Linked DNA regions of Mus musculus: region 2 is linked to region 1. A link is a loop called in an ENCODE intact Hi-C map of the cell type or tissue named here. Cell type or tissue: heart. All regions are shown on one strand.

Evidence for each region. Hi-C counts contacts between places; a loop is a spot of excess contacts. Peaks named below come from ENCODE experiments on the same cell type or tissue, not always from the same donor. Only the 100,000 strongest peaks of a DNase experiment are listed, where the experiment ranks them.
Region 2: it touches region 1 in a loop (9-fold over the local background); 22 of 42 quality-filtered maps call a loop at or near these places.

Annotation. Positions count from the first base shown.
Region 1 is chr7:125,747,001-125,749,500 of GRCm38, reverse strand. The region is part of intron 2 of D430042O09Rik (RIKEN cDNA D430042O09 gene); the gene reads right to left. Among named protein-coding and RNA genes, the nearest start is that of D430042O09Rik, 40 kb to the right of the region's middle. In heart, CTCF peaks have their summits at 1,128 (motif pointing left) and 2,083 (motif pointing left); no DNase peak of the experiment used is centred here; H3K27ac peaks cover 383 bases.
Region 2 is chr7:126,085,024-126,087,523 of GRCm38, reverse strand. No RefSeq gene overlaps it. Among named protein-coding and RNA genes, the nearest start is that of Gsg1l, 3.9 kb to the right of the region's middle. In heart, no CTCF peak of the experiment used is centred here; no DNase peak of the experiment used is centred here; H3K27ac peaks cover 394 bases; H3K27me3 peaks cover 1,132 bases.

The DNA.
Region 1 (2,500 bases):
TGGCCCAAAGGTACCTGGGGCCCAAAAGGGAGACACATAATCATTATAAAATGTATAAATGCAGCAGCAAAGGGGACCAGAAGTGCCTCAGAGGATGTGGCCAGGCCTTGGGTCTTAGAGGATTTTCACAGCCCCACTCCTCTCACATACTCTCTAAGCCACCAGCTCCAGGCTCAAAATATAACACACAGTAAGGTGCCCTCTACCCAGGGGGATAAGTTCCTACCTACCGGTGGACGCCTGAAACCAGAGCAGTACCAGATCTAATTTTTACAGAACTTCAAGTATTCTGTCTCCTAGCCTCATTGGCGGAGTTACCACTCTATCACTTTGGGTAGCTTTTATTTTTATTAATAAGACAGCACATGGCACCCTTCTCTTCTTCCTCCCCCCCCCCTTTTTTTTTGCAGGGTGGGATCTTGCTCTAGCCCAGAATGACCTGGAACTTGCTCTGGGACTCAGACTGGCCCTGATCCTTTTACCTCTGCCTCTGACAGCTGGCATTCCAGGCCTGGGCCACCGTGCCCAGCTACGCTCCTTTCTTTATTCAAGCCAGTTTGGACTGTGTAACTATTAACTGGTAGAGTTCTAGAGATCTAGACAGTATGGCAGAAGAGCTAATGGTCTCCCAAAGTCTGCGCCATGGTGAAGGAAGGGTTCTGATGAGCATTCAGTAGAGGATTAAGCAACACTTTAATGAAGATTTTTGGTTTGGATTGCTTTGCTTTTGGTTTTTGATGATGCTAGTAACCAAGCGTAGGGCCTCACATACTAGGCAAGTACACTAGTACTAAGATGCACCCTGAAGCTTGTGATCAAATGCTCTCAATGTTCATATGCCCACAATAAGGATGACTACATGTGCCTTACAGTAAAACTCTACCTCACAACCCACCCAGGTCCAACATCTCTGTGTCGCTGGAGATTCTGTCATGTCCTAGTGTTGAGTGCTGACTCCTCCGTGCATATCAGCTGAATGTCAAAACTCTAAGCCTGTTTCAACCACATTTGCTAACCCATCTGATGGACACTTTCCCTCAAAACTCCTCTATACCCAATATGCCTGTGCTGCAAACAGAAGCAGAACAATGAAGACCTAAAGCAGCAGCTGAGACTGCCCCCTAGAGGTAGTATGAAACAAAACAACAAAATGCAAACGGATTTTCCTGCCCTGGGGCAGATGGATACAAAGACTCCCCAAGGCAACTAAATAAAGGGAGACCTTGGGGTAGTGTTTGATATCTCAGGCTACCATTCCCTCCTGGCTATGCACCACAACTACCTGATAACCAGATCTGGAGATTTCATATGTGGCTTCAGGGTTTATAGTCCCCATGCAGACCTGGAATCCAGGCTGGAATCCCCTGGACTCGATGCCTCAGGATACTGTATTTTTATGGGAAAAAAAAAAAAAAAAGAATTCCTCCCTGTAGCCACCTGAAGAATCCTTTTCAACCCACATCTGATAGAAAAAAATTACATTTATTTCTTTTTATTCTCAGAAAAATTCTCTTGTAAAATTATCCTATGGATTATAAATTACTTTCAAGTCTGGTGAAGACAGAGAATTTTAAAACCTTCAGTGAGTTTAATTTAAAAGGAAACTTCTATCAGAGCTGTAAGTGGAAAATATAAGCACCCCCCCCCCCCATAAACAGCAGGCAACCACAGGTGTAAATACAGACTTGCTTAAACAGGACTGTACCTGAGGACCCTCTAGGCAGGACTCCCTCCCTCCCACCTCACACACACATACCCATGCAGGGTGGGGTAACTCCCATTAACAAACCCATGCATCCTTCACTGTTCTTCAAGCACCTACGTTGGTCTGGTGTGCATCTAAGGTATTGGGACGGAACAACAGCAGTTGGAGCTCACAGTTCAGGGGAAGGAAGCAGTGAGCAGGTGCGCTGGCCAGCGGGGGTGCTGTTTCTGCCAGTGGTTCAAGAAGGCCTTCGTGGAAGCTGGAGAGGTGGCTCTGTGGCAGTATAGTCTCTTCCAGAGTACTTAAGATCAACTCTCAGCACCCATATTAGGCAGTTCACAACCACCGGCGAATCCAATGCCCTCTTCTGGTCTCTAAGGGCATTGCACTTGTGTGGATAACCCCTCACACAGACATATACTGTAAAATAATTAAAAAAAATATTTCTTGAAAATGAAGAGCTCTTTAAGTGAGATGACCTATAAACCATAGAGTTGACCTTGAAGGTATGTGGACCAGGTAGTGGGAGGCAGCAGGTGGCCAGATCAGACAAAGCCAGACTCAGGCCTCCAGGCAGCTCACAAGGAAGCCCATGGCTTAGGCTGAGGTGGCCAAGAAGCTGTTAGAGGGTTTGACAGACTTGACCTGCTGGTACCCAGTCCTGAGTTGATAAGGACCTGCAGTTGAGGTTAAAGCTCCCAGCAGTGCTTGCAGGGAGGGGACTCAGGCATGCACTGTACATAGACTTCGACTGCCAAGTAAGGATACTATGTTTGTATCCCTGCCCTTCATTAT
Region 2 (2,500 bases), 340 kb before region 1:
CCACATCTTCGTACGCACGCTGTGCTTCCTTCTGCCAAAGGCTTGTGCAGATAGTGGATGAAGCCACTGAGCAGCCTCAGTTTTCCTCATTTGTAAGACAGACAAAATGAACCCATTGAGAGTTGAGACTGACAGGATGGGGACACTGTGACAAACAGCACACACTGCTGCCATCTTCCCTGTGCCTGCAGCAGATGAGAAACTGAGGCAGGTAGGTAGGGGTCCAAGAAATGGCCCAGGTGCATTGGCCAAATGTGCTGGAAGCAGGATTGTCACCCAGAACTGTTTGCCTGCAGTGGGACCATGGGTTGCCTTGTCCCAGGTTTACTGTGCTGTGTCAGGAGGCCCCACACCCCCTGATGTCTGTCCTCTTCTGCCCTGTCACCGTCACTTCGGTAACTACAGGATTCTTAGCCATCACCTTATTAATGTCTTCCCTTGGAACTGAAGCTCCTTAAAGGTGCAGCCCTAGTATGTCTTTTTTATTGTCTTTGCCATTGTGTCTTGCATTTTAAGACAACGTCTCATGATGTAGCACAGAGTGATCTTGAACTAATGACTAACCTGCCTCCCAAGTACCAGGATGACAGTCATATGCCACTCAGCCTGGCTTCCTATGTTGTCTTGTTCATGGATACCCTAGTGTGTAGTACAAAGACTGAGAGAAACTTCCTGAAGAGCTCAAAGGGCCGGCAATGCTGGCATTGAAGAATAACCTGAGAGGCTGGGGGCAGGGCACTTGCCTCACGTATATGGGCCTGGATTTTACACTGGGCAGCGCAAACAACGGAGCGGAGGAGGAGTTCCAGCCCATCACTGTCTAATGAGGCCCGTTCCTTTCTCCCAGGAGACTCTGCCCTCTGGGAGGGAAGGCTTTAATTGTACAGAGCTCTGGGCCCCTCCCTCTTCTAAAAACCCTGCCCAAGTAGCATGGCCGTGCTGGTGTCTTGAGCAGGGGAATGAAGTAGGCTTTTGGCTTGGACACTGTGAGATTGTTTAAAAACTTCCCCAGTAATTGGCAACTGCCTAATCACTTGCTATAATTAGGAGAGCCTAGAGGCTTGGGGGCTCTGTTCTGCAGGGTTAGGAATGAGGAAGCTTAGAAGGAGGCGGCTTACAGCAGCTGACTCCAAGGAAGTGTGGAAATCCAAGTCCCCTGGGGATTATGCCCCTTCAAAGCGTGTTTGTATTTCCTGAAAAGTACCACTTTCATTTTTAATAGCAACTATTTTTTCTGGTAAATTTTTTTTTTATGTAAAACAAATGTACAATTCCCAGCTGTACAGCCAGTGAGGTTTCATGAGCTGAACACACAGCCTGTCCCAGCCACCGTCCCCTTCCGAGGGCAGTCATTGTCCTGCACTTGAACATGGGAGTCAGGGCTGGGACGGTAGCTCAGATGGGAAAGTGTTTGCCACACAAACGTGAGGGCCCAACATCAGCACCCACTTAAAAACCCAGCCGTGGCAGAGCAGACTTAGGATCTCAGGGCTCAGGAGGCAGAGATGGTCAGCCAGCCTAGCCTAAGCCAAAGCCCAAGGTCCTAGTGAGGGACCCTGTTTCAAAAACCAAGGTGGGCACTCCTAAGGAATGACACTGGAGGTTGACCTTTGAACCTTGGTGCCCCCCCCCCCCCGCCGAGAGAGAGAGAGAGAGAGAGAGAGAGAGAGAGAGAGAGAGAGAGAGAGTCTCACACTCAAAGGCACCTGTTGCCTGGCAAGCTCCCTAAGTGCTGGGAAGGTAGAGACCCTGTGGTCGCTCTGGCTTCTCTACAGGGGTGTCAACAAACTTCTGCCAGACGCAGTTGCAGGCCTAGTGCTGGAAGGTAAATTGATCTTGTAAGAGAAGCCGAGAACCTGCGTTTTTATGGCAAATCTTGGATTCTTGAATGTGGCCAATGAGGAAATGTTGGCGCATATGGTACTAACTTCATCCAAGCCAAACCAAACATGCTTCTGGCCGGATTTGAACCGCTAGCTGCCAGTGTAGGGGATCTGGAGGGCCCCAGGCCCATCAGAGAAACAGGTCTGAAGATAAACCTCACCGTTTAGATTAATTCACTAACACTGGGGGTCAGAGAGGGAGCGACAGCAGTTGCTAGGGCAGCAGGAGTGGAGGTCAATCGTAGGAAGGACACTCAGGATGAGGTGGCAAGGCCATTCCAGTGGGAACAGCTTGATGGATGTGCAGAGTCAGGGACCACAGAGGAGTTTGGTGTTGTCATGTGCTGTACCACAGAGCCGCAACCACAGTGAGATGTGAGCAGAGATGTGAGCAGAAGCCGGTGGTGTTCGCAGGGCAAGCCGAGGTGAGACGGGGCTGAACCTTCTGCAGCAGGTGCAGAGGTGGGCAGCTCAGGTGAGGGCTGGGGACAGGAGCCTATTGGCCGGCCTTGGCTGCGTCAGTAGGATGAAGTGAGTACCAAGGTCTTGGGTGCAAATTCCTAGTTCCTTAAACCATACCCAACCCTTGTCTGTTACCAAGGTCAATGTAGCTACGA